Regions from separate parts of the Homo sapiens genome. Here region 2 is linked to region 1. Evidence: chromatin loops called from intact Hi-C (ENCODE). Cell type or tissue: CD14-positive monocyte. All regions are shown on one strand. Each heading gives the region's core, and the rest is flanking DNA. Links, peaks and the distances in the headings are about the cores only.

Region 1 (15,062 bases), core at 4,029-12,028:
TGAATAGGAGTATGACTAGACAGAAGATAGTAGGGATGACAAGTTTTTTGGGGCACAGTCTAAGTTGGTCTGGTGTCTGGAATGAGGCTGGGGCCTAATAAAAAGGAGCGTCTATACTGGAGCTTAAATGGGCTGTACCCTGTAGCATTCTAAGGACAGGCCTGAATTCTGAGAAGGGAAAGTGGTAAAAGTATTGTCCAGTCCTTTTTAAGTTGGTGGCTGAGCTTGGTGAGGTGTGTTTTTAAAAGACCTTTAGTCCATTCTACTTTTCTTGAAGACGGAGGACCGTAAGGGACATAAAGGTTTCACTGAATACTAAGAGCCTGAAAAACTGCTTGGCTGATTTGACTAATAAAGGCTCGTCTGTTATCAGACTGTATTGAGGTGGGAAGGCTAAACTGAGGAATTATGTCTGACAGAATGGAAGAAATGACTGCGGTGGCCTTCTCAGACCCTGTAGGAAAGGCCTCTACCTATCTAGTGAAAGTGTCTACCTAGACTAAGAGGTATTTTAGTTATCTGACTCAAGGCATGTTGAGTAAAGCTAATTTGCCAGTCCTGGGTGGGGCAAATCCTCGAGCTTGATGTGTAGGGAAGGGAGGGGGCCTGAATAATCCCTGAGGAGTAGTAGAATAGCAGATGGAACACTGAGAAGTTATTTCCTTAAGGATAGATTTCCACGATGGAAAGGAAATGAGAGGTTCTAAGAGGCGGGCTAGTGGCTTGTACTATAAGCATAGCCTGCCTTTGCTGGTGTGTGGCGATTAGGCCTGGTGGAACCACCATCAATAAATCAAGCGTGATCAGGGTGAGGAACAGGAAAGAAGGAAATTTGGGGAAATGGCGTGAATGTCAGGTGGATCAGAGAGATACAGTCATGGGGGTCAGGTGTGGTATCAGGAATAATGTGGGAGGCCGGATTGAAGTCTGGGCCGGGAACAACGGTAATTGTGGGAGACTCAACAAAGAGTGAGTATAGCTGAAGGAGCCGGGAAGCAGAAAGCATATGCGTCAGGTATGAGGAAGAAAATAGATTTTGGAAGTTATGAGAACTGCAGAGAGTGAGTTGAGCACAGTTTGTGATTTTGACGGCCTCTAAAAGTATTAAAGCAGCGGCAGTCGCTGCACACAGACATGAGGGCCAGGCTAAAACAGTAAGGTCAAGTTGTTTGGACAGAAAGGCTACAGGGTGTCGTCCTGGCTCTTGTGTAAGAATTCTGACCGTGCTAACCATGCCTAGGAGGGAAAGGAGTTGTTGTTTTGTAGAAGGTGCTGGGGTTTGAGAGATCAGTTGGACACGATTGGCAGGGAGAGCACGTGTGTTTTTATGAGAATTATGCCGAGATAGGTAACAGATGAGGAAGAAATTTGGGCTTGATTGAAGTAATGGGGGCTGTCTGTGAAGCTTTGTGGCAGTACAGCCTAGGTAATTTGCTGAGCTTGATGGGTGTCAGGCTCAGTCCAAGTGAAAGCGAAGAGAGGCTGGGATTAAAGGTGCAAAGGAATAGTAAAGAAAGCATGTCTGAGATCTAGAACAGAATAATGGGTTGTAGAGGCAGGTATTGAGGATAGGAGAGTATATGGGTTTGGCACCACGGGGTGGATAGGCAAAACAATTTGGTTGATAAGGTGCAGATCCTGAACTAAATTATAAGGCTTGTCTGGTTTTAGGACAGGTAAAATGGGGGAATTGTAAGAAGAGTTTATAGGTTTTAAAAGGCCATGCTGTAGCAGGCGAGTGATAACAGGCTTTAATCTTTTTAAAGCGTGCTGCGGGATGGGATATTGGTGTTGAGTGGGGTAAGGGTGATTAGGTTTTAATGAGATGGTAAGGGGTGCATGATCGGTCGCCAAGGAGGGAGTAGAGGTATCTTATACTTGTGGGTTAAGGTGGGGGATACAAGAGGAGGACACAAAGGAGGCTTTGGATTGGGAAGAAGGGCGGCAATGAGATATAGCTGTAGTCCAGGAATAGTCAGGGAAGCAGATAATTTAGTTAAAGTGTCTCAGCCTAATAAGGGAACAGGGCAGGTGGGGATAACTAAAAAGGAGTGCTTAAAAGAGTATTGTCCAAGTTGGCAGCAGAGTTGGGGAGTTTTAAGAGGTTTAGAAGCCTGGCCGTCAATACCCACAACAGTTATGGAGGCAAGGGAAACGGGCCCTTGAAAAGAAGATAATGTGGAGTGGGTAGCCTCCGTATTGATTAAGAAGGGGACGGGCTTACCTTCCACTGTGAGAGTTACCCGAAGCTCGGCGTCCGTGATGGTCTAGGGGGCTTCTGAGGCGATCGGGCAGTGTCAGTCTTCAGCCGCTAAGCCGAGAAGATCTGGGAAGGAGTCAGAGAGCCTTGGGCCAGAGTTCCAGGGGCTCTGGGAGTGGCTGCCAGGTGAGTTGAACAGTCCGATTTTCAGTGGGGTCCCACACAGATGGGACGCGGCTTAGGAGGAATCCGGGGCTGTGGGCATTCCTTGGCCCAGTGGCCAGATTTCTGGCATGTGTCGCAAGCTCCTGTGGGAGGAGGTTCTGGAGGAACGCCTGGCTGCTGCGGTTCAGGCGTTTGGAAGTTCTTGTGTGCTGGAGATGTGGCTGGGGTTTGTCTCACAGTGGAGGCAAGGAATTGCAACTTTTTTCTATTATTGTACACCTTGAAGGCGAGGTTAATTAAATCCTGTTGTGGGGTTTGAGGGCCGGAATTTAATTTTTGGAGTTTTATTTAATGTCGGGAGCAGATTGGGTAATAAAATGTATTTTGAGAATAAGACGGCCTTTTGACCTTTTAGGGTCTAGGGCTGTAAAGTGTCTCAGGGTTGCTGCCAAACGAGCCATGAACTGGGCTGGGTTTTTATATTTGATGAAAAAGAGCCTAAACGCTATCTGATTTGGGATAAAGAAAAAGGTGCATTAACCTTGACTATGCCTTTAGCCCCAGCCACCTTTTTAAGAGTAAATTGCTGGGCAGGAGGGGGAGGGCTAGTCACGGAACGAAACTGTAAGCTGGACCAGGTGTGAGGAGGGGAGGTGATAAAAAGATTATAGGGTGGAGGAGCAGAGGCTGAGGAAGTATTGGGACCTAGCTCGGCCTGGCGAGGAGCAGCCTGGGGAGGAAGGGAGAGGTCAGATGGGTCTATAGAAAAGGAAGATTAGAAAGACTCAGTGACGCTTGGGGTTGGTACTGAGGGGACAGGCGGGAGGGAAAGAAGGAAGATTTGGGGCGAGTTGCACTGGGCACAGAGACTAGGAAGGGACTGATGTGTAAAAGAATGACTGGACGTCAGGCACCTCAGACCGTTTGTCTATTTTATGACAAGGATTATTTAGATCTTGCAGGATGGAAAAATTCAAAGTGCCATTTTCTGGCTATTTGGAACTACTGTCGAGTTTGCATTGGGGTCAAGCGGCATTGCAGAAGAAAATAAGGCATTTAGGTTTTAGGTCAGGTGTGAGTTGAAGAGGTTTTAAGTTTTTGAGAACACAGGCCAAGGGAGTAGGAGGAGGAATGGAGGGTGGAAAGTTCCCATAGTGAAGGAAGCAAGCCTAGAGAAGAGAGAGTGGAGAAACTGAGGGAAGGGGTTTGGGGGTTTTTACTTTCCAGAAAAGTGGGAAAAGGTTGGGGCGCAGAGAAGAGGTCGGGGCGTGGAAATAAGGGATGGGGCGCAGAAATAAGAGGCCGGGGCACGGAAATAAGGGATTGGGGCGCAGAGATACGAGGTTGGGGCATGGAAATAAGGGATTGGGGCGCAGAGATATGAGGTTGGGGTACTTGCCCCTCTAGAAAAGTGGGACTTGCTGCTAAGAGTGAAGGAGAAGGGGTTGAGGGGTACTTGCCCCTCTCCCAGAAAAGCAGAGAAGGGGTAGAGACAAGGAAAGAAGGGGTTGGGGTACTTGCCCTGTCCCCGGAAAAGCAGAGAAGGGGTAGAGACAAGGAGAGAAGGGCTTGGGGTACTTGCCCTGTCCCCGGAAAAGCAGAGAAGGGGTAGAGACAAAGAGAGAAGGGCTTGGGGTACTTGCCCTGTCCCCAGAAAAGCAGAGAAGGGGTAGAGACAAGGAGAGAAGGGGTTGGGGTACTTGCCCCTTCCCCAGAAAAGCGGGACTTGCCGCTAAGGGTGAAGGACCAAGGCAGGCGTCCCTGCGTGGTCTGACACCCTTGAAACGTGGGTGTATAATCAGAGAGGTGTCCCTGCAATGATTAAACACCAAGGGAAGCCTGCCTTCTCAATCCGTGACCGGCACCGGAGTTTTGGGTCCACGGATAAAATGTGTCTCCTTTGTCTCTACCAGAAAATGAAAGGAATTGAAATTAAGAGAAGGGAGAGATTGAAGTGTGGCGCCAAGATTGAAAGAAGAAAGAGGTTGAGGGATAGTGAGGGAGGTTGGAGAAGAGAGTAAAAAGAGGCCGCTTACCGGATTTGAAATTGGTGAGACGTTTCTTGGGCTGGTCGGTCTGAGGACCTGAGGTCGTAGGTGGATCTTTCTCACGGAGCAAAAAGCAGGAGGACGGGGGATTGATCTTCCAAGGGAGGTCCCCCGATCCGAGTCACGGCACCAAATTTCATGCGCGTCGGTGTGAAGAGACCACCAAACAGGCTTTGTGTGAGCAATAAAGCTGTTTATTTCACCTGGGTGCAGGCGGGCTGAGTCCGAAAAGAGAGTCAGCAAAGGCAGATAGGGGTGGGGCTGTTTTATAGGATTTGGGTAGGTAAAGGAAAATTACAGTCAAAGGGGGTTTGTTCTCTGGCGGGCAGGAGTTGGGGTTGCAAGGTGCTCAGTGTGGGTGCTTTTTGAGCCAGGATGAGCTAGGAAAAGGACTTTCACAAGGTAATGTCATCACTTAAGGCAAGGACCGGCCATTTACACTTCTTTTGTGGCAGAATGTCATCAGTTAAGGTGGGGCAGGGCATATTCACTTCTTTTGTGATTCTTCAGTTACTTCAGGCCATCTGGGCGTATATACGTGCAAGTCACAGGGGATGTGATGGCTTGGCTTGGGCTCAGAGGCCTGACAGGAAGGAGATAAGGCTGCTCGCTATCAGCATGGTTATTCTGCCTTGTGGAAAAATATATAGTTTAATTATACCTTCCTTAATGCATCCTTCTAATTGTAAACACTACAGAAGAAATCACAAAGAAGGAGTCATAATTTTGACTCTATTCAGTTCAAACATATAAAACCTCGTGACTTTAAAAAACATTAAATGGCTAATGGCAATCAAGCGGAAAGAGCAAACGACAGAGAGTTAATAAAGTGAATATATGAACATCATTGATAGCAGTAGCACTCCAATAGCAACAGACTATAGGATACGGGATTCACTGGCAAAATAAAAATGTCAGCAAACAAATGGAAATGTCTTCAACCACACTTGTTATCAAAGAAATGCAAATGAAAACAATGAAGTGGTGATTATCACCTAAGAAACCAGTGGGTGGCTCATGCCTGGAATTCCAGCACTTTGGGAGGCCTGAGTCGGGTGGATAACCTGAGGTCGGAAGTTCAAGACCAGCCTGGCCAACATGGCGAAACCCCATCTCTACTAAAAATATAAAAATTAGCCGGGCGTGCTGGTGGCCGCCTGTAATCCCAGCTACTCAGGAGGCTAAGGCAAGAGAATCACTTGAACCTAGGAGGCGGAGGTTGCAGTGAGCTGAGATCACGCCATTGCACTCCAGCCTGGGCGACAACAGCGAAACTCCATCTCAAAAAAAAAAAACAAAAAACCAGGAAAGCTGAAAACGTTGGTAGAGAGGCTGGCAAGAGCATGGTGCCTGCTGGGAGGTGACTTACTGTAGATTCTCTGGAAAGCCATTTGGCGTTATGTATCAATAATCTGTAAAGTTCATACCACAGATGCCTGAAAATCTATATGGAAGAAATAATCAGAAAGTCAGAAAAAGATTCATATGCAAGAATATTAATCACAACGTTTTCTATATGGGTTAAGTATTCAAGAATATAAGAATATTTAAGTAAAATGTGACTTACTCATATAAGAATATAAGGTGATTAAAATCATATTCCTGAAGAATTTTCAGGGGCATGAAAATAATCATAATACATGAAAAATGAAACGTCATGCAAACTATTTATTTTATGCTCCCAATTATGTAAAATAAAGAATTCCATTGGAAACAGAGCATATAATGCTTGCAATTATATGTATATTTAAAAGTACCAAAATATTAAGTGTTTAACATATCAGGTGGACATTCAGGTGATTTTTAATAATTTTCTTCTCCATGGTTCTTCATATTTCCTGTAATGAGCATGAATGTTTTTTTTTTTTTTTTTTTTTTTTTTTTGAGATAGGTTCTGGGCTCTGTCACCCAGCCTGGAGTGCAGTGACATGATCTTGGCTCACTGTAATCTCCGTCTCTCAGGCTCAAGTGATCCTCCCACCTTAGCCCCCCAAGTAGTTGGGACTACAGGTGTGTACCACCGCACCCAGCTAATTTTTGTATTTTTAGTAGAGACAGGGCTTCACCACATTGCCTAGGCTGGTGAACTCCTGGCTTCAAGCGATCCACCTGCCTTGGCCTCCCAAAATGTTGGGATTACAGGCATGAGCCACCACACCTGGCCATGAATCACTTTTATAAAAGAAAAGCATTACTGGAAGTAAAACTTTTCATGATCTCTGAAGATGGTCCCCTGGCTTTCCTGCAGTCAATAGGATTCCAACCTGGGTAGAGAATTAGCCTCTTGATTTAGCATCAAAATTGCTTAAAATAAAGTGAGGATTCCCAACACATCTCAACTGTTTGGGGATCTTTTGAATGAGTTTCAAGTAAGTCTCAGTGAATTCTTTTTCCATACAAACTCAAGTAAATAAGGTGAGAACAGACGCCAATTACAGGGCCCTGGTGGCACAACCATAGCTCACTGAAACCTCCAACTCCTGGGGTTGAGCTATGCTTCTGGCTCAGCCTCCCAAGAAACTAGGACTACAAGTGTGTGCCCCTATGCCTGGCTAATTTTTATTTATTTATTTTATTTATTTATTTTTTTGAGATGGAGTCTTGCTCTTGTTGCCCAGGCTGGAGTGCAATGGTGCAATCTTGGCTCACCACAACCTCCACCTCCCGGGTTCAAGCGATTCTCCTGCCTCAGCTTCCTGAGTAGCTGGGATTACAGTCATGTGCCACCATGCCTGGCTAATTTTATATTTTTAGTAGAGATGGGGTTTCTCCATTTTGGCCAGGCTGGTTTTCAACTCCTGACTGTCAGGCCTCTGGGACCAAGCCTGCACCTATACATCCAGATGGACTGAAGGAAGCAAAGAAACACAAAGGAAGTGAAAATGGCTGGTTCCTGCCTTAACTGATGACATTCCATCATTGTGATTTGTTACTGCCCCACCTTAACTGAGTGATTAACCTTGTGAAATTCCTTCTCCTGGCTCAGAAGCTCCCCCACTGAGCACCTTGTGACCCCGCCCCTGCCCGCAAGAGAAAAACCCCCTTTGACTGTAATTTTCCACTACCCACCCAAATCCTATAAAACTGCCCCACCCCTATCTGCCTTTCCTGACTCTCTTTTCGGACTCAGCCCGCCTGCACCCAGGTGAGATAAACAGCCTCGTTGCTTACACAAAGCCTGTTTGGTGGTCTCTTCACACAGACGTGTGTGACACTGACTTCAGGTGATCCTCCCGCCTCAGTCTCCCAAAGTGCTGGGATTACAAGCGTGAGCCACGGCGCCAAGCCTAATTTTTATTTTTTGTAGATACAGATCTCACTATGTTGCCCAGGCTGGTCTTGAACTTCTGTCCTCAAGCAGTCTTCCCACCTTAGCCTCTTAAAGCATTGGGACTACAGGTATGAGCCACAGCACCTGGCCTCAGGCTCTGTGTTTCTGACAGGCTCTCAGGTAATGCTGATGGTGCTGGACAGCAAACTACAATTTGAGTAACAAGATAGAGTCCCTACAGGCCAGGCACGGTGGCTCACGCCTGTAATCCCAGCACTGTGGGAGGCCGAGGCGGGCGGATCACGAGATCAGGAGATCGAGATCATCCTGGCTAACATGGTGAAACCCCGGCTCTACTAAAAATACAAAAAAATTAGCCAGGCGTGGTAGTGAGCACCTGTAGTCCCAGCTACTCCGGAGGCTGAGGCAGGAGAATGAGGTGAACCCAGGAGGCAGAGCTTGCAGGGAGCCGAAATCACACCACTGCACTCCAGCCTGGGCAACAGAGCAAGACTGCGTCTCAAAAAAAAAAAAAAAAAAAAAAAGATGGAGTCCCTACATAAACCAAAAAGTCTTGATCATAAACCAAAAGATAAGTCTTGATAAGTCTTGATCAATTTAAAAGTTTATTTTGCCAAGGTTAAGGACATGCCTATGACACAGCCTCAGGAGGTCCTGATGACACATGTGCCCAAGGTGGTCAGGCTGCATCTTGCATTTATATGTTTTTTATATGTTTTAGAGAGACATAAGACATCAATCAATACATGTAAGATGTACATTGGCTTGGTCAGGAAAGGTGGGACAACTGGAAGTCAGGGGCTTCCAGGTCATAGATGCATTCGAAGATTTTCTGATTGGCGATTGGTTATTATCTACAGACCCGGAATCAATAGAAAAGAATGTTTAGGTTAAGGTAAGGGATTATGAAGACCAAGGTTTTACCATGCAGATGAAGCTTCAGGGTAGCAGGCTTCAGAGAGGATAGCTTGTAAATATTTACCAGACTTAGAGTCTGTTCTATCAGTCTCAAGGTCTGTGTTGACGTTAATGGTAATAAGGCATGTCCCACCCCCTCTTCCCATCATGAACAGAACTAGTTTTTCAGGTTGACTTTGGAATGCTCTTGGCCAAAAGGAAGGGTCCATTCAGACGGTTACAGGGCTCAGAATTTTATTTTTGGTTTATGCTATCTTAGAGGACAGCCCAACCTTTCCTGCTTACAAATATAAAAGATTTTGAAACAAGTTCATCAGCAGCATTAATTAGATGAGTAATGTGCATCTGGTGTCTGGGAGCCCACATCTAGGGAACTGTTCTAGGGTCATTGGGTCATTAGGAGATTAACAAATGACTTCATGGTGCAAGTGCCTTCACATGCATATGGGGATGTATGTACATCTTTTGAAACAAGTGTATTTTTGTGCATTTCTAGTGAATTTCTTTTAGGAAATTCTTGGGCATTATATTTCATCTTTCCTGATGGAGTTGCATTAGTGATCAAAAGAGCAAACCACCAATCCTTTCCCCTTGTCTTTTTTCTTTTTCTCTTTCACAAAATCTCTGGTCTCTGCATGTGTGTTCAGTAATAGGAGAAGCCAAGGCCTCCTGTGGGTCCTAGGAAATGCATTATCTACGCTAAAAATAGACAAGAGCCCATTGTCTCATGCAAAAGTAAATCCCACATACTAATCCAGCAGAAAGTGATCTAGCCTTTTTAAAGATTTATTAGTTTCTGATTTTCCTCTCTATGCATAACAATTTTTCATCTCATTCTGTGACAGATAAATTGAATTAAGTGAGAGTTGAAATAACTTCTTTTAAAGATAAATCATCTTTGTGTTACAAACCTTTGAGGTTTAGGAGGCCTCAAGATTCTTGAAGAATCAAAACATTAAGTGAGGAAGAGAAAAGTAACTGTTATTATAGAAATAGCTGCATTCCCAGCAGTGGTGTGCTGTAAATGTTTAACAACCAGCTCTCAAAAAACAAGAAACACTGCCAGGGGCTGGGGTGGGGAGTTATGAGGAGTGACTGCTAATGACTGTGTTTCTTTTTGGTGTGATGAAAATGTTCTGAAATTTGATGGTGGTAGTTGCATAACCTAATGAATATATTAGGAAACCACTGAATTGTACAATTTTAAATGGAAACAACAACAAATCTCCCTTCCCCCGAATATTATTTGCACGATTTGCTAATTTCCATAATGTAAATTCTTCCACTATTGCTGATTTCAACACCACTGGTTCCCAGTGTGGCAATTGTTTCCTAGCCACAGGGGTTTAGGAAGAAGGTGGGGTGTATATAGGATTCCCTCTCTGATTGCTTTTGCTAGCTTTTTTCTTGCTTTTTTTCTTTTTTTTTTTTTGCTTGTTTGCTTTTGTTGTTTTTTTCTGTCTTGAAGTGATCAAGATGTAGTGAAAGCACCCTGAGTGGGATATAAGTCTGAGATTCTTTCCTTTACTAATTCAAATATTCAGCCACACATTTAGCACCTCCTCATGCTGGGCTCTGTGCTGCGTATGTGCCGCAAATTCTAAGGTACCTAGAGTGACCCCTGCCACTGAAGAGACTACAGTCTAGTGAGGGATAGAAATATAAAAACACTATTGTAGAATGTGAGTGTGCATATGCCAGAATAGAAGTATGCGCACTCTGATTGAGAGAGTTACTTTCCCCCATGGAGGAGGAATAGTGGCGGTGATATCAGTGAATGTGTCAGATAAGAGATATCTATCTGACCTGGGAGCTGGGGAAGAGCACCACAATTTAAAAGAACAGCATGAACCAAGGCACAGAGGCACAAGAGTGACAGGGTGCTAAGGATACAGGCACTAATAAGTTGTGGGTAGCTCACAGGTTCGTAAGTGGCCAGGATGTAAAGTGACCAGAAAGATGGGCTTGTATGCTTTTCAAGTTTTTATGGGCCATGCTAAGGAGACTGCACCTTATGGTGCAGGAAATGGGGAGCCACTGAGGTTTGTTAAGCAAGGGAGAGACATGTGGAGATCTGCAGTATTACTTTTTGATGGTAAGAAGGATACATGGGTAGGAAAGAGAAGTGGGAATAAGCTGGAATTGAGTAGGCCAGAGAACAAGACTGTGTTATTCCAGGTGAGAGATGAATAAGCCAACAGTGTAGGGTACAAAGTGGAGGGGATGAAGTGGAGAAACACATCAAGATAAAATGTATAGAACTGATCATTCAATTGAATGTGCATGATGGAGCAGATGATGGAGTTAGGCTAATACAAAAGTTTCTATCTTAGGTGACCAGATGAATGGTGATGCCCATAAAATGCCTATGGATGGTAGGCACTGAGTGAATATTTGCAGAAGGTGGAACAAATATCTGGATCATAGAGGAGCAGCATGGTGTGATGGAAGGCACTCAGAGTGAGGAGTCAGATTAACTTTGCTTGCATCAGAGCATGGTTTGGTTACTTATTATAATCGTTGTGGGACTTTGAGCAAATTTCTTTTCTTTCTTTTTTTTTTTTTTTTTGAGATGGAATCTCACTCTGTTACCCAGGCTGGAGTGCAGTAGTGCCATCTTGGCTCACTGCAACCTCCGCCTCCTGGGTTCAAGCGATTCTCCTGCCTCAGCCTCCCAAGTAGCTGGGATTACAGGCATGTGCCACCACACTCAGCTAATTTTTGTATTTTTTTTTTAGTAGAGACGGGGTTTTGCCATGTTGGCCGGGTTGGTCTTGAACTCCTGAGCTCAAGTGATCCACCTGCCTCAGCCTCCCAAAGTGCTGGGAGTACGGGCATGAGCCACTGCGACTGGCCAAGTTTCTTAATCTCTCTGAATTTAATTTGAATCCATGTGTAGGTGAGAAGAGATTTTGTTAGTTAGTACTGGAATTATTTTACTTGGAGGGATTTTAAAAGCCTGCAGTTATTCCTAGTGCTGCCAAAGGGGAATACATTTATTAGATGAAATGGAATCAAAAACGTAGTGGAGGCAGAAATGTGTGCCCTGATCTATACACAGCCATTACAAATAGTGAAACAGTCTTATTTCTTGATATTTGGAGGATTTCTGGATACCCAGTGACTTCTGTTTGTGTTTAAAAGGTAGAAGAAGAAAGACTGATGCAGTTTAAATCTAATCGGAGGAAAAACTCCTGTGGCTCCTCAGTTGGTGTCCATGGAAACTTGATACAGCAGAGGGCCCTGATACCTGAGCTGTCAGGAGTCCAGAATATGTCTTGTTTGAGAATTCTGAGTAGTCACAAACTATCAGAACATGGGAAGGGGACCCGTGCCAGTTTCAAAGTAAAGCTGGAACTGAAGCTGTTAAATATGTATGTGGGAAAACTGAAAATGCCTTTGAAATAGGCAAAGCAGATTACTGGATGTCTTGTCCAGCATACTTTTCCAGATTATCTCTATACCTTCATTGTTTTTGAGCTATTTTACAACTCTGTAATTGTAGACAACTGATAGCAATGCAAATGATTCTTGTCCATAGGCATGCAAATACATTTTGTCTTGTGGAGAGGCAATTGACTCTCTCACACCCTCATGGAAAAACAAATTTTGCATCTAGTAAACAATTTCATTTGATCGTTTCTTGGGACTTACACTTGTGTCTGCTCTTTGGTTTCTCCTTTGGACTGCTTGCAACATCTCACTGGTTTCCTCATTAGTTAATGAGCTGAATAAAATTGGTGAATTCATTTTATATGAGAATCATGTTTTTACTCTTTAAAAAGGATGATCTGGCTGAGTGTGGAGACTCACGCCTGTAATCCTAGCACTTTGGGAGGCTGAGGCAGGTGAATCACTTGAGGTCAGGAATTTGAGACCAGCCTGCCCAACATGATGAAACCCCATCTCTATTGAAAATACAAAAATTAGCCGGATGTGGTGGCACACACCTGTAGTCCCAGCTACTTGGGAGGCTGAGGCAGAAGGATCACTTGAACCTGGGAGGCAGAGGTTGCTGTGAGCCAATATCCCGCCACTGTATTCCAGCCTAGGCAACAGAGTGAGACTCCATCTCAAAAAAAAAGAAAGAAAGAAAGAAAAAAGAATGATCAATTAATGAGCATCACAGTTACATTTTACACATTGAAAAACTAGGGTAAAAAGAAAGAATCCATCCAGCCCCAGGGTATCCTCAAGGTGCTGATGGAGGACAAATAATGATCCAGGGCAGAGGGAGGCTAGTAAGACTCCAATCTGGGATGCATTGTAGGTCCAGCTTCTACTTCCCCAAGGCCGGGAAAATTCCTCCTCATGTAGACCTTAATATATATATGTCATCAGATTTTCAGCCTTAACATGGATCATGAGATTTTAGTTCGGGATAGAACTGTGTTTCACTGTATTGAGGAGAAAGGCGTAAATGAATACTCTCTCTCTCCCTCTCTCTCTCTCATTCCTTCCTTCCTTCCTTCCTTCCTTCCTTCCTTCCTTCCTTCCTTCCCTCCCTCCCTCCTTCCTTCCTTTCTTTCTTTCTTTCTCCTTCCTTCCTTCCTTCCTTCCTTCCTTCCTTCCTTCCTTCCTTCCCTCCCTCCTTCCTTCCTCTCTCTCTCTCTTTCTTTTTTGACAAGGTCTTGCTTCATCACCCAGGCTGGAGTGCAGTGGCACATCATGGTTCACTGCAGCCTCAGTTTCCAGGACCCCAAGTGATCCTCCCACCTCAGCCTCCCAAGTAGCTGGCTGGGACTACAAGCATGTGCCACCACATCCAGCTAATTTTTAAATTTTTTTATAGAGACAAGGTCTAACTATGTTGCCTAGGTTGGTCTTGAACTCCCGGGCTCCAGTGATCCTCCTGCCTTGACCTCCCTGGTTATTATACTACTGGGATTACAGGCATGATTTGCTGCTCCTGGCCTGGTAAATAATACTGTTAAGGAGAGGGGAAACTCAACCAGGATTCAGAAAATTCTCTCTAAAGCAAATTAGGAAATTCATCTAATTTTTGATTGCCTTAAAAGCATGGATGTGTGTCTCCTCACGGCATAATGATGCACTAACAATACGTAGAAGAGATGGTCAATATTAGTGAGAGGAGGGCTTGTTTCTTACGGATGACCCGTTTAAAAAAATATACAATGATCCAGCTTTTCTCAGGATGGAGTCAGAAGGAATCTCAATAATTCCTATCACAAGACACTAACAGCATGAGGCAACCCTGCAGGAAACACAGAGAGTTTGCAAAGTCCTTCCTTGTGGCCTAAGGAAAATGACTTCTGGGTACTCAGGATAGCCCAATGTGATCAATCTTCAGAATATCAGCGTTTTCTTGGTAGTGAACTAACTGCACAATCCAGGTGGGGCAGGACGTCTGGGTGCTGAAGAATGGGAGCGGATGTAAGGAGCGCCTTGTTGGGGAAAGGAGAGATAAAGGCATGGAGGCATCAAGCATTGGGGTCTCTAGGGTGTAAGCCATGTGCGATGTGGCCAAATGAGTTCTTTTTTTTTTTGAGACCTTGTTTCACTCTTGTTGCCCAGGCTGGAGTGCAATGGCGTGATCTCGGCTCACCACAACCTCTGCCTCCTGGGTTCAAGCGATTCTCCTGCCTCAGCCTCTGAGTAGCTGAGATTACAGGCATGCGCCACCACGCCTGGCTAATTTTGTATTTTTAGTAGAGACGAGGTTTCTCCACGTTGGTCAGTCTGGTCTTGAACTCCTGATCTCAGGTGATCCCCCCTTCCTCGGCCTCCCAAAGTGCTGGGATTACAGGCGTGAGCCACCGCATCTGGCCCAAAGGAGTTCTTGAAGGAAAATTTATCTATTACAAAATAAGAAAGAAGCCAAAAAGGAAATAACAACAAAACAAATCTAAAAAAGGAAGAAAACACAAAAGATAAGTAGAATTAATGGAATAGTAAACAAAAAAACTTGATATTTTAAAAAGACAAATAAAAGAGATAAAGTTATAGCAAATCCAATTACCAAAAAAGTCAATATTAGAAAGGAGACATTTATACCACTGCAGGAAACAAAAATCTGTAAGAGAATAGTTTGTACAATCAACATATTTGAGAAAATGACTTTCTCGGAAAATGAAAATTGTCTTATTCCAAACCTATGCCCAGTTAAAAATCCAGAAACAACTCCCCAAACTGTGCAAGGTCAACATGAAAAAATGTTTTAGTTTTTTCCCGAAAAACACAAAATAGTAAATAAATATTGGAGCAATAGAGTGTGCTCTTAATGGGCTAAGTATTATAAGGATTTTACTATCTGCCAAATTAATCTATAAATTCACAACATTCCCAACCAAATATCAAGAGAATTTATAGGCAAAATAATTATACATTTCCTTTGAAAGGGATAACACAGAATAGTTATGAATACTGGAACAACAAGAAAACAGTAGGGGGTAAGGGCTCCCCCAACTGCCCCACCAGC
Region 2 (15,062 bases), core at 2,749-10,748, 72 kb before region 1:
GGTCCAAAATCATCTTAGTCGAATAAGTGTTTCTCCACTGGTGAACTCTTCTGGAGAGACCTGTCCTCATCTCACGCCAGGGAGAATAACCAAGCCCCATTGAAGATGAGCTCACAATGGAAGACTGCAAAACCTTTGAGGAACCAATGTAGCATAATTAGGTACAGCAGATTTAATAAATAACCAATGTACTTTCACTCCCACTAACTTCAGATAACAGGACAATTGGATAGAGACTGTAAAATAAGAATGCTTAAAATGATTAAAGACATAAAAGAAGGAATCACACTTAAAAATGTTAAAAAAGACAAAACTTAAAATAGTTGACAGCTTGTTAATGGTTAATTGACAGTTGTTAGGCAACTGTCAAGCAGCATGGATCACAGGAACTTCAATCCAAAAAGAGGTGACACGGCCGGGTGCAGTGGCTCATGCCTGTAATCCCAGCACTTTGGGAGGCCGAGGCGGGCGGATCACGAGGTCAGGAGATCAAGACCATCCCAGCTAACACGGTGAAACCCCGTCTCTACTAAAAATACAAAAAATTAGCAGGGCGTGGTGGTGGGCGCCTGTAGTCCCAGCTACTCAGGCGGCTGAGGCAGGAGAATGGCGTGAACCCAGGAGGCAGAGCTTGCAGTGAGCCGAGATTGCGCCACTGCAGTCCAGCCTGGGCGACAGAGCGAGACTCCGTCAAAAAAAAAAAAAAAAAGAAAGAAAGAAACAAAAAGAGATGACAAGTGGGAGCTGTGGCTCTCACATGTTTTGACTGCACTGGATTTTTCTCCATACACTGCATTCAACCGTAATTCATTTTAATGTCTGTCATTTCAAAGCAAGAATAAGGTGGAAGTGCACCCATTCCCAAGGAGAAATAAGAGATTTGTTTGGTTTAAAAAAGTGGACCAGGCTGGGCGGAGTGGCTCATGCCTGTAATCCTAGCATTTTGGGAGGCCAAAGTGGGCTGTTCGCTTGAGTTTAGGAGTTTGAGACCAGCCTGGGCATCATAGTGAGACCCTGTCTCTACAAAAAATACAGAAATTAGCCAGGCGTGGTGACATGTGTCTGTCGTCCCAGCTACTCAGGAGGCTAAGGTAGGAGGGTTGCTGAGCCCAGGAGGCAGAGGTTGCAGTGAGCCATAATTGCACCTCTCCACTCCAGCCTGGGCAACAAAGCAAGACTCTGTCTCAAAATAAATAAATAAATAATAAAAGGAAAAAAGTGGACCAGATATTCCTATGGAATTGGTTAGTGATTGCAAATTCTTACTGGGACCATCTGTATGCGTTTGAACAATTTTACACTTTAAAAATCACATAGTGCTTTTCTTTAATCAAGTTTTTAGAATTTTACTTGTATTTGGCCATATTTGAGTAGGTTAGACTTTAGGCTCCTATTTTTTTCCTCTCCAGACCAGTTTTGATACTGTTCCAGTCTGTTCATCTGTCTTTCTGAGAGTATCAGTACATAGATAAGCTTGTAGAACAAGCTGGAGACTGGAGTTGAGGAGACTTGGCTTCTATGGCTCACTGTACCATTAACTCTGCCATGGGGTCTTGAGCAAATGGCATAATAGCTCTCAATACCGATTTCTCCTTTTTTAATTTTTTTAGACAGAACTTTGTACGAGACAGATAATATAAGTAGGTAAGGTGGCAAACAAAACACATATGTGAACCAGATTTCACTGGTGTATAATGCCTACTTGACTGGATTTTTTTTTTGAGACAGGGTCTTGCTATGTTGTCCAGGCTGGAGCTCAGTGGCTATTCATAAGTACAATCATGGTGCAGTATAGCTTTGAACTCCTGGGCCCAAGTTATCCTTCTGCTTCAGCCTCCTGAATAGCTGGGAATACAGATATGTGTCACTGCACATAGCGAATAGATTGTTTTTTAGAGCAGTTTTAGGTTCACAGTATTATTGAGCAGAAGATACAGAGATTTCTTATATAACCTCTGCCCCCACACGCAGAGTCTCCCCCATGATTAATATCTCCCACCATAGTGGGAGTACATTTGCTCCAATTGATGAATCTACATTGACACATCGTCACCCAGAGTTCATAGTTTACATTAGAGTTCACTCCTACTAGGTACATTCTGAGAATGTGGACAAATTTATAATTGTAGCCACCATGATAATGTTATATATAACAGTTTCACTGCCCTAAAAATTCTCCATGCTCTACCCGTTCATGCCTCCCTCTTCTCTAACACCCAGCAACCACTGATTCTTTCACTGTTTCCATAGTTTTGCCTTTTCCACAATGTCATAGTGGAAATCAGAGTTTGTAGCCTTTTCAGATACACTTCTTTGACTTAGTCATAAGCATTTAGGGTTCCTCCATGGTTTTTCATGGCTTGATAGCTCATATCATTTTAGCAGTGAATAGTATTCCATTGTCTGGATGTACCACAATTTATCCATTCATCTACTAAAGGACATCTTGGTTACTTCCAAGTTTTGGTAATTATGAATAAAATTCCTTTAAACATCTGTGTGCAGGTTTTTTGTATGGACATACATTTTCAAATCCTTTGGGTAAATACCATAAACCTTGATTACTGGATCCTAGGGTAAGACTATGTTTGGTGCACAAGAAACTGCCAATCTGTCTTCCACAGAGGCTGAAGCATTTTGCATCCTCACCAGCAATGAATGAGAGTCCCTGTTGCTCCACATCCTCATCACAATTTGGTATCGTCAGCATTCTGGATTTTGACCACTGTAACAGGCAATATAGAGGTATCTCATTATTGTTTTAGTTTGCATGTCCCCGATGACATATGCTGTGGAGCATCTTTTGATAAGCTTATCTCTCCATCTTTGTCTGTTAAGGTCTCTGGTCCATTTTTTAGTGGATTGTTTATTTTCTTATTACTGTGGATCACTATTTCCTAAACTGTGTTCCATGGCGTTCCATTCTTTGACATGCTAACAGAAGTGATCTGTGAGCAAAAAAAAGCATTCCACGGTCAGATAAGCTTTGGGGAATTCTAAAGTAAAAAGAACCAAACAGTTTCTTTTCAACACAACTTCTCAGACCTTTAATAGGATATTAGGCAAGGGGGTGCTCCAAGGCAGGAATTTGGAGTGCCAGGGTTCCCTAACTTATTGAATCTTATTTTGTCCAGGGACATGAGAACAACAAGAAACACTAAATATTGGCAGACTACTTTGTATATCTTTCAGCTCCATGGTTCTGAATATAGCCACAGGGATACATTCTTGTTTATGTGCTATTTCTAAGGCAATTTAGGCAGATATAAATATAGGTAATACCACTTCTATGGAAATTATGACTGTATATACCAGAGTACTCCCAAATTTGGAAACTTTCTCTTAGAATATTAAGCATCCGTGGCTGGGTGCGGTGGCTCACTTCTGTAATCCCAGCACTTTGGGAGGCCAAGGCGGGCAGATCACGAGGTCAGGAGTTCGAGAACATCCTGGCCAACATGGTGAAACCCCGTCTCTACTAAAAATACAAAAATTAGCTGGGTGTGGTGGCAGGCGCCTGTAGTCCCAGCTTCTTGGGAGGCTGAGGCAGGAGAATCTCTCGAACCGAGGAGGCGGAGGTTGCAGCGAACCGAGATCACATGACTGCACTCCAGCCTGGTGACAGATGAGACTGCATCTTAAGAAAAAAAGAAAAAAAAAGAAAAAAAGAATATTAAGCATCCCTTAGGTCCAGCTCCTGTCTTGTTTTCTTCTTGAAACTTTTTCTCATATTTATAGTCTACATTGATCTCTCTTCTCTAAACTTCTATGACCCTTTAATTATTTCTATGCAATTAACCTCCTAAATATGTGTTCCTTTAAATAACCTTTATTATTCCATGTTTGATTGTCTCATCTCTCAAAACACACTGTTCTTCAGGAATGTGCCTTGTATTATTACTGCTCAGTGTCCCACAGCTGAGCAGAATGTTCTACATATGGGACACTTTTAAGTAAAACTGTCAAATAATTGTTTTTTTCCTAGATATTCCTTCCTTCCTTCCTTCCTTCCTTCCTTCCTTCCTTCCTTCCTTCCTTCCTTCCTCCCTCCCTCCTTCCCCCTTCCCCTCCCCTCCCTCCCTTCCTTTCTCCCTCCCTCCCTTCCTTCTCTAGCTTTTGATTAAAGATATGCTAATTGAAAACATAACAGTTCTATTTTCAGAGAGGATCACAGTAGTGCTAAATTAGATCCATTGGCTTCTAAAACTCACTGCAAGCTGTTTAAGAGCACCAATGCATAGGTGTTCCTGAAGGTGCAAACTTTATGGCACCTTTAAGTTATGCACCGTGACAAATTTTCCCCATGACCAATAAGCTGTGCACCTGCCGAGAAGCAGAGAAAAATGTATTTAATGATGACTAAATGCATTGTATTTTGACAGTGAAATAAACCATTTAAAAATATGATCGCAGCAAGGCAGACTTCTAAGCAGCATTGCAAATGTTTAACATATCACGTCCTGCCTTTGGAGTGTTCTGTAATATTAAATAGGATTAGCCAGGTGGATTTCTCAATATTCTGATAACAAGGCAGAGGCAACCAAATATTGTTAAAATCTGTCATCAGGTAAACCCAGGCCTTTCAATCTTCTAGCTATAGAGAACTGTGAGTTCTGTACAAATGGTAACCTAGAAACAGAAGCAACCAAAATACTTGAATTAAAATGATTCACATGATTGGGGAAAACTCAATACATGCTTTTGACCGAGGACAATCACTTTTAAAAGGAATTGCAAAATGTGCTAAATATAATTTAGTTGTACTCTGAAAACAAATAAATTACAAGAAAGCTTTTTTAAAATTTTTATTTTTAGACAGGGTCTCACTGTGCTGCCCAGGCTAGAGTGCAGTGGCTTAATCACAGCTCACTGTAGCCTGTGGGAGATCAACCTTGATCTCCCACCTCAGCTGCCCGAGTAGTTGGGATCACAGGTGCATACCACTATGCCTGGCTAATTAAAAAAAATTTTTTTTGTAGAGACAGGGTCTTGCTATGTTGCTCAAGCTGATCTTGAACTCGTGGCTTCAAGCAATCCTCTCACCTTGGCCTCCCAAAGTGCTGGGACTACAGGCATGAGCCACCACACAGGGCCAAGCTTTCTTTTAAAGAAAAGATTTGTAGAATTTTCTTCAAAGTGATATAGAGAGTGCTCTTGGAATTCTTGAAAGAGAGTACATATTGATGTGTGTGATAGAACATAACATCTTGTATTTAATTTATGGTATGTGTATCCTCTTAAAATCTTCCAAGTGTGGCTGAATGAGTTGTAGGAGAAATGGCAGAATTAACATCCTCTCAATGGCTGCTATGATAGTTTTGTTTAAAATAATTGTTTACAATTTTGTGTTGAAGGGCAATGTCTAATGCAATGACATGCAAGAAACAGTTTTTTAAAAACCACTTTATTGAGGTCTGGTTGACATAAAAAGCTGTACATGGGTAATATGTACATCTCAATAAGTTTGGGGATAAGCATACATCTCTGAAACCATTACCACACATGAAGGCCAAAAATAGAGGATGAGGCTGGGTGTGGTGGCTCACGCCTGTAATCCTAGCACTTTGGTAGGCTGATGTGGGCGGATCACGAGGTCAGGAGATCAAGACCATCCTGGCTAAGACGGTGAAACCCCGTCTCCACTAAAAATACAAAAAAATTAGCCGGGCGTGGTGGTGGGTGCCTGTAGTCCCAGCTACTTGGGAGGCTGAGGCAGGAAAATGGCCTGAACCCGGGAGGCGGAGCTTGCAGTGAGCCGAGATCGCGCCACTGCACTCCAACCTGGGCGACAAAGCAAGACTCCATCTCAAAAAAAAAAAAAAAAAAAAAAAAAGAGCATGATGCATTTTTTTTATAAGCTTTCATCGTCTTATTTAACACAGGATGTGTTTATCCTGGAGCAAGGCCATTAATTAAGTACCTGAAAATAGACAGCAAGATGCCGCTTTGCAAGGACATTATTCAATGGTTATAAACACGCAAATACCCTAATAAAGCATTTGTTAATTGGCACTGAAGGGTTATGCTTTGCCTATTATAAATAGGATGTGACCTCAAAGAGGTCATGTGAGGATCTAGCAATGGAAGTTTTCAATTGGTCCCTTTGCCTTTATGTATATAATTTCCCATTGTCCTGCCTTCCCCTGGAGGTGTCCAAACCAGTATTTACAGGGATGGGGATGTGATCCACCACTTAATTTTAATGGACAAACATATATGAGTTACATTTATGCTTTGGTCCCACGATAAGAAGATATGATTACCTAGGCGGACATTAAGTTTCTTTTCTAACATCACCTCTTGCAGTCTCATGTTTTATTAACAGTTATGACTGCTGAGGTCTTAACTTTCCCTGTTTCATGTTTTCTTCAACAAGACTCCTGTTTAATCCGGCAGGCAGAACATGAGGGGAGACTTCCTTGGAGCTGTCTCCAAAGGTTGTCCCGAGTGACAGAATGCTGTATTTGGTTTGGTTAAAAATTAAATGCCATGTCATTGTCAAAGTGGCAACATGACCTCACCACCTTCACAATGTGGGTGAATCTCTAAAAACTGGTGGTCCCTTAACATTGGTGAACAAGAGAAGTGAAAGGGGAAGTGAAGAAAGTACTACTGGAGTCGTCTTCCTGGGCTAAGAATGGTCACGTGGCCAAGGAAACTTGCAGTGGCCCAGCCACCACAGAAACCACACACTCCTGGGTGCTCTCCTGCCTGGTGTTACTCATGGCTCCAGAGTCCTGGGGGAGAGGGGAGAGAGAGAGATGCACTCTGATATCAGCTATGCTGTAAGAATCTCAGCCCGGAGCGGTGGCTCATGCCTATAATCCCAGGACTTTAGGAGGCCGAGGTGGGTGGATTACTTGAGGTCAGGAGTTTGAGACCAGCCTGGCCAATAGGGTGAAACCCCGTCTCCACTAAAAATACAAAACCGGCTGGGCGCAGTGGCTCACGCCTGTAATCCCAGCACTTTGGGAGGCCGAAGCGGGTGGATCATGAGGTCAGGAGATCGAGACCATCCTGGCTAACACGGTGAAACCCCGTCTCTACTAAAAATACAAAAAATTAGCCAGGCGTGGTGGCGGGCACCTGTAGTCCCAGCTACTCGGGAGGCTGAGGCAGGAGAATGGCGTGAACCCGGGAGGCAGAGCTTGCAGTGAGCCGAGATCCTGCCACTGCATGCCAGCCTGGGCAACAGAGCGAGACTCTATCTCAAAAAAAAAAAAAAAAAAATACAAAACCTAGCTGAGCATGGTGGTACACCCCTGTAATCCCAGCTACTCGGGAGGCTGAGGCAGGAGAATCACTTGAACCCAGGAGGCGGAGGTTGCAGTGAGCCAAGATCATGCCACTGCACTCCAGCCTGGGCAAAAAGCGAGACTCCATCTCAAAAAAATTAAAAAAGAAAAAAGAATCTATCATATTCATCTACAGATAACATTTTTATATATAAACATTCTAGGGGCAGAACTAACAAAATAGAATCATATCTATGCAAAGGCTTTTGTAAAATGTAAGGTATCCCGCATTTGCAAACTGCAGCTAATTACTTACCTTTACTCCTGCCGTCTCCTGTCTTCTCCATCTCCTTAAAGCTGGTAAAACTAGGATACTCCCCCTTCACCTCCTCTCTCACACCCCCACTCCAGCACCAGGCTGGGCTGCACTCCCTGAACTGTGAGTCTGTGACCCGGGCGGTCCTGCTGGGCTTCCAGGGGCTTCCCTGAGCTTCCTGGTTATCAAACTGACCTAGGAGAGGGTGCAGCAGAGCACGGGCCACACGCGACCCCTCTAGCACCCAAAGCCCCCAGGTTGGCTCCTGCTCTGTGTGGGCTGGCCCTTTGACAGCCTCGCCTTCAGTCTTATTTGCATTCTGTTGTGAAGCAAAGATTCATCTTCCAGGCCCTGTTCTCCCCATTGCCCCTGAAATGGGGGTCTTGCCCTGAGCCCTATCTTGGGATGGCAGCTCTGATACTCTTGCCTAGTTTTTCAAAGCCCTGCTCCCAGGAGAGGGAGATGTTTATTTTCCTGGGATGGTGCTGTGGTGTGGCCCCTAACCCAGGTCCCCTTCAGGGATTGCAGGCTTCACTTCCTCAGCTAGCTGTGGGAAGTGCTCTTGGGACAACACCCTTAGCTGTCAGCCCACTGTGGGACTTGCCCCAGCTGAAGAGAGCCTTCTGGCCCAAGGCCAGGTCCCCTAGCTGGAGCAGGCTGCATCCACTGGAGGTGGTCTCCTGAATTTGACACAACTCTGAATGGGTTATCGCAGCTCTAAAGCTCCTGGAGGGGTTGTCTGTAGCCTTCATCATGGCTGCTCCACTTTGCCCTCTGCCAATCCTATCTCCTGTCCTTCCCTTCCTCAAGTATTAATCCCAAGGGCACTCACTAATTAACCTCTTGCACACCAGTCTCCCCCAGACCTTGACCTCCAGATCTTCTGAAATGACAACCTCTGCTTACCTGTGTTCACATCTTCAGAGCCACCTGGATTCCTACCTGGATTGCCCACCTGGTTGGCCACCCACTTTTCAAGTAATTCTTGAAATTAGACCGAGTTCTATTACTTTAAATATGTAGAAGAAGATAAGCGTACTGAGGTTTTATGTACAAGCTGAAGGAAGCTTTCCCCCTGCATGAAAAGCAGAAATGACAATATTTTCTAGGCCTAACAGATCTTGATGCTGTATTATAGCTATTTTTTCTCTTTTGTTGCTTTGCAACAATTTTTTTCCAAATATACTTAGAATCCACTGACTTTTCTGGACAGATAAGGAGACCCTCTCTGTCAACTTTAAACTGTTTCTGCTTAGCCTGGCTGCTCTGGTTAATAAACATACTCTGAGTTCAGGACAGGCAAGGTAAAATGCCATGTGCAAAGGCAGAACAAAACAGCAAAACAGCAGAACTGCACTGACCAACATATACAATTATTTGTCAGCTAAAAGTATAATAATTTTTTTTGAGTCGGAGTCTTGCTCCGTTGCCCAGGCTGGAGTGCAGTGGCACAGTCTTGGCTCACTGCAACCTCTGCCTCCTGGGTTCAAGCAATTCTCGTGCCTCAGCCTTCCGAGTAACTAGGATTACGGGTGCCTGCCACATGCCCAGCTAATTTCTCTATTTTTAGTAGAGATGGGGTTTCACAGCGTTGGCCAAGCTGGTCTCAAACTCCTGACCTCAGGTGATCTCCCTGCCTCGGCCTCCCAAAGTGCTGGAATTATAGGCGTGAGCCACCATGCCCAGCTAAAATAATTTTTTGAAAAAAACTGCACCAACTGTCATTTTATCTTTTCTGTAATGATCCAGAAGGCACCATGAAATCTTGAAGAATTATGAGCATCTTTTATGGAAATTCCAGTTAACGGAGATTTGGGGCTGCTGGGATACTGCCGAAACCTGCTTTTAATGCTACACAGAGAGTGAACATCTATCACATTGATATTCTTGTCTCTGTGTTTAACTTGAGCTGTTGAATTGACTTTTAAAGCCATGCACTTTTGTCTACACTCACTTGTTTGAGAGGACAGTACGTTAACTAGATAGTGGGTTCTAGTTCTACCAAAATCTTTATGAATCTGGGTCACTTTGGCACAGTGGGAGGTTGGGTTGGATGTCAAGCCCTATGTCTATGATTTCTCATAGTTTGCTACATCAGAGGAATATCATTTTTTATTTTTAGAGATAGGGTCGTGTTATGTTGCCCAGGTTGCTCTTGAACTCCTAGCCTCAAGCAATCCTCCTGCCTCAGCCTCCCAAATTGCTGGGATAACAGGGGTGAGCCACTACACCCAACAACATTTTTTTTTTTTTTGAGACTGAGTCTCGCTCTGTCGCCCAGGCCGGAGTGCAGTGGAGCGATCTCGGCTCACAGCAAGATCCACCTCCTGGGTTCACGCCATTCTCCTGCCTCAGCCTCCCGAGTAGCTGGGACTACAGGTGCCCGCCGCCACGCCTGGCTAAGTTTTTGCATTTTTAGTAGAGACGGGGTTTCACTGTGTTAGCCAGGATGGTCTCGATCTCCCGACCTCATGATCCACCTGCCTCGGCCTCCTAAAGTGCTGGGATTACAGGCGTGAGCCACTGCACCCGGCATGGGAAATCTTATTAGGGTTTTAAAGTCAGGTAGTTTTGGTGAAGAGCCTCCTGAACTTTCACCTTCCACTCTGTAGCTTATTCTAGGGAGTAGATTCATAGCTCACCTTTTGACTGGCACCTATCCTGAATGACAGACAAGGCCTATTTATCCACAGTGTTTCCCTATGGAATATTTGTGTTTATTTGTTCTGCCTCCATAAAATGTAGTTTTGAACTTCCAAGAAGAAAGAGAAAAACAAGAAAATGAAACCTCACAATTATTTAGTGGGAGTTGTACACACTGTTATGGCCACAAACTGTCTTTGCGGGCAGGATGCTTCATTTTACATTTCGGCTCCCTTCCTGTATAAACATGAGCAAATTACTGAAATTACCTATACCTCAGTTTCCTCCTTAGAAAAATGAGGATATTAGTATCTACCTCATAGGGTTTTTGTGAGTTTTAAATGTCTGTATAGCCTGGAGCCTGGCATACAATGAATATAGATTTTATTTTTATGATCTGATTTGCAATATCATGCCCATCATATAAAATTATGAGGAACTGGATGATTACTGTTATATATTGTGGAGATATAATTAAGATAAAAATAATGACAATGAAAGGGCATCATTTAATTTTAAACAATTGCTAAATGATTATGCTATATTTCCTGTTATCATCATGATCATAGAAGGGAGATAGACCTGGCATTGACTCTAGCAGGAAGGTCTAGAGAAGAGATAACAAGTGAATAGATGACAATTTTATGAGCTCAAAGTGAGCTCAGAATTCATTCCTCAGCAAAAATAGAACAGTACAGATTTCTCACATACTCTACGTTCTGAGAGGAAAAAAATAACTCACTGAGAGAAAAGGATAAAATAGTGTAGGAGTATTTCAAAGTGGTCGGGGAAAGAAAAGTCTTCTGGTTGCTCCTTTGAAGTTAGATTGAAATGAGTCTATTCCCTACCCAAGAAAAGAAGACATGATTTGCAGTGTATATTTAATTTTTGCTAAAAATATGTAGCTAAGAGAAAGCCAAGGAAATATTTTCATTTAAGAGAAGCCAACTTTGGTGTTGTTTTCTGTGTGGGTGGAAAGTGCTGTGTTTTTATTCTTGCCAATCAATAACCAAAATTCACAGTCTCAATACACATTCCCATTCAATGATTATAACCTTATCTTGGTCTTTGGGGAGGCTAATGTTCAAAGCAGTCAAGTTCTCCAAGGATAAACGTTTCTTTCTCCAGTTGATGTGTGCATTTCCCTGATGGACAACCAAGAAGTTACTTCTACTATTCTACCAACATTTTTTACTGCTTGAAATTAAGCTGCATTCCACTCGGAGGTTGCATCTGAACATAAACTAGACCCCTTGACACATTCTCCTTGGTATGTTTGGAGCAAGGCCGGAGGCATGCCACATGCTGGGGTGGACAGAGCATAAGTTTAGAGTCAGATAAGCCAGGTTCAAATCCCAGTGCTGTCACCTTACAAATGAGTAAGAGGGGATAATGATACCTATCTCATGGGGCCTTTATTAGAATTAATGAGGTCATGTATGCGTTCATTAGGGAAGTATGAGTAGGGCCATCTGGAGATTTCACACTGCCTGAATTTGAGTTCCATTTCTATCACAGTTGTGTGACATTGGAAACACTGGGGTCAGTTGTCTTTATCTATAAAGTGGGGAGAATGATAGTTCCTGCCCCATTAGGGTAGTTGAGATGATTAAAAATAAATAATAGGCCGGGCACGGTGGCTCACACCTGTAATCCCAGCATTTTGGGAGGCCGAGGCAGGTGGATCACCTGAAGTCAGGAGTTTGAGACCAGCCTGGCCAACATGGTGAAACCCCATCTCTACTGAAAATACAAAAATCAGCCAGGTGTGGTGGCAGGCACCTGTAATCCCAGGTACTCAGGAGGCAGAGGCAGGAGAATCGCTTGAATCCAGGAGGCAGAGGTTACAATGAGCTGAGACTGTGCCACTGTACTCCAGCCTGGGCAACACAGCAAGACTCTGTCTCAAAAAAAAAAAAAAGAAAAGAAAGAAAGACTATATGACAGCGTACATGTGCTTGGCTACTGTTAATCAGTATTATTTCTTTTTGGTCTTCTCTATTGAGAAGGCTTTATTTCTTTGCTCTTTTATCATGGGGATTGTTTTCAACCATCTAAGTTTCCTTGACTTTTCATTCTCCTGAACTCCTGCAGTGGTTTTTTGCACCTCTCTGACAGCACTGTTCCCGTGGAGTAGTTATTTTTATGTGTCGGCTTTGCTGGGCCACAGTATCCAGTTACTCAAACACTTATCTAGGTGTTGCCATGAAGGTAGCTTGTAGATGAGGTGAACACCTACAATAAGTTGATTTTTTTTTTTTTTGAGTCGGAGTCTCACTCTGTCACCCAGGCTGGAGTACAGTGGCACAATCTCGGCTCGCTGCATTGCTCTGCCTCCCGGGCTCACGCCATTCTCCTGCCTCAGCCTCCCGAGTAGCTGGGACTACAGGCGCCCGCCACCACACCCAGAGAATTTTTTGTATTTTTAGTGGAGACGGGGTTTCACCGTGTTAGCCAGGATGGTCTCGATCTCTTGACCTCGTGATCCACCCGCCTCGGCCTTCCAAAGAGCTGGGATTACAGGCATGAGCCACCGTGCCCGGCCTAATAAGTTGACTTTAAGTAAAGGAGATTTTCCTGGATGACATGAGTGAGCCTCATCTAGTCTGTTGAAAGTCCTAAGAGCAAAAACTGGAGTTTCTAGGAAAAGAAGAAATTCTGCCTCAGGACTGCGGTGTCAACCCCTCCCTGAGTTTCCAGCCTGCCGGCCTGCCCTGTAAATTACAAACACAGCAGCCTCCACAATTGCATGAGCCAATTCCTTAAAATAAATAAAACTTTTCTTATCTGCTGCTGCTTCTGTTTCTCTACAGTGCCCTGATAATTACATGCCACCTGCTTATTTATTATTGTGATGATTATATATTTATTTATTATTGTTTTTTACTTTGCGTGAAAACATTAGTTGTATGCATCATTTACCCTCCAGGATAGGAAGATACTGGAGGGCAGGACACATTTTATAGATTTTCATGTCTGTCCCAGTTCGTGCCTGAGGGCTGTATCTGCTCCATGGTGGAATGAGGCCATAACTTTGTGTGCCCCAAGGTCACAGCTCTATATGCTCCCTGCGTCTGAGTTCTGCTTGGCCGTTTCCACATGGGTCGGTACAGTGTTTTTATTTTTTATTTATTTATTTTTATGTATTTATGTATTTATGTATTTATTTTTGAGATGGAGTCTCGCTCTGTCTCCCAGGCTAGAGTGCAGTGGCGCGATGTTGGCTCACTGCAACCTCCACCTCCCAGGTTAAGCGATTCTCCTGCCTCAGCCTCCGTGGTAGCTGGGACTACAGGCGCGCACCACCACGCTCAGCTAATTTTTTGTATTTTTAGTAGAGATGGGGTTTCACCGTGTTAGCCAGGATAGTCTTCATCTCCTGATCTCGTGATCCACCTGCCTCAGCCTCCCAAAGTGCTGGGATTACAGGCGTGAGCCACCGCACCCCGCTTGGTACAGTGTTTTTAAAAATTTTAAATTAGTTACCAATGTTTAAAAAAAGGAATATTTCACATAAAAATTTGGGGATTAAGCATGTAAAGTCAGTAGATTTGGAAACATCGAGCCCACATTCCTTCATGGCAACAGTTGGGTGGAGTTACACGGGGGTTGTTTGTCCAGACAGTTTTTTTTTTTTTTTTTTAAGTATATGTATATTTTTAGAGACAGCTTCTTGCTGTGTCTCCCAGGCTGGAGTCCAGTGGTACAATAGCTCACTGCAGCCTTGAACTCCTGGGCTCAAGGGATCCTCCCGCCTCAGCCTCCCAAAGGGCTGGGATTACAGGCATGAGCTACCAAACATGGCCTCTGGGTTCTCTTTTAAACGTTGTGGGAAGACTGGGCATGGTGGCTGATGCCTGTAACCCCAGCACTCTTGGAAGCAGGTGGATCACTTAAGGTTAGGAGGAGTTAGAGACCAACCTTCTGGTCAACATGGTGCAACCACATCTCTACTAAAAATACAAAAATACAAAATTAGCCAGGTGTCACGGTGCATGCCTCAGCTCTTCTGGAGGCTGAAGTGGAAGAATCGCTTGAACCAGGGAGGAAGAGGTTGCAGTGAGCGGAGATGGCACCACTGTACCCCCAGCCTGGGTGAGAGCGTGAGACTCTTGTCTCAAAAGAAAACAAAACAAAAACTCCTGAAAGTTGTGGGGGCCTAACAATCTGCAGGGCCCCTAAGACTATGTGTGTGTGTATATGTATGTACTTTTTAATCTAAATTATTTATAACCTAAACATTTCATTAAATAACCTAGGTTTCTATACCACTTACATTCCAGAGGGGGAAAATAAATACTAGAGGAAAGGGCCTTGAATGTAAAATTCCAGCAATGACAGGTTGTGACAGTGTTTTGGCTCAAATCCTCCAAATGAGACCAAAGCCTTGACACAATTGAATTGTTCATGGAAACCACAGATGCATTTTTATGGTACCAAGTAGATTTAAAGTTACTGTGAAAACTCAGGGCTGCTTTGAGTTCAATCCGGCGCCAAAGCAGCCATTTCTCATTTTCTATTTGTTTACTGTTTCTTTGGTCCTATTTGCTTTGCTTCACTGTGCTTAATGAAAGGATTCTGAAGCTTCCCCTGATTCATTTCAAATTAGAACCAGACTGAATTAACCTCCAGAAATGGACCATTATGGTCAGTCTCTGTGAAATGATTTAAGACCCAGAAAAGTTATATTTTCTGAAACTAAAAACTTGAGACTCTTTTTTTTTTTTTTTAGACAGAGTCTCACTCTTTCGCCCAGGCTGGAGTGCAGTGGCACAATCTTGGCTCACTGCAAGCTCTGCCTCCCGGGTTCACGCCATTCTCCTGCCTCAGCCTCCTGAGTAGCTGGGACTACAGGTGCCCGCTGCCAC

What was found. Hi-C counts contacts between places; a loop is a spot of excess contacts. Peaks named below come from ENCODE experiments on the same cell type or tissue, not always from the same donor. Only the 100,000 strongest peaks of a DNase experiment are listed, where the experiment ranks them.
Region 2: a loop joins it to region 1, with 3.0 times the contacts of the local background. A loop is called at or near these places in 2 of 110 quality-filtered maps.

Annotation. Positions count from the first base shown.
Region 1 is chr9:87,400,634-87,415,695 of GRCh38, reverse strand. It overlaps the pseudogene LOC112268032. Among named protein-coding and RNA genes, the nearest start is that of DAPK1, 90 kb to the left of the region's middle. RefSeq lists enhancers at 4,079-4,732, 4,733-5,386, 5,387-6,042, 9,639-10,189, 12,359-12,974 and 1 more and a cis regulatory region at 4,916-5,489. In CD14-positive monocyte, for the core only: no CTCF peak of the experiment used is centred there; DNase peaks (open chromatin) are centred at 8,375, 9,005 and 9,805; H3K4me3 peaks cover 1,620 bases; H3K27ac peaks cover 2,331 bases.
Region 2 is chr9:87,471,526-87,486,587 of GRCh38, reverse strand. No RefSeq gene overlaps it. Among named protein-coding and RNA genes, the nearest start is that of DAPK1, 19 kb to the left of the region's middle. In CD14-positive monocyte, for the core only: no CTCF peak of the experiment used is centred there; DNase peaks (open chromatin) are centred at 6,657 and 8,127; H3K4me3 peaks cover 904 bases; H3K27ac peaks cover 1,018 bases.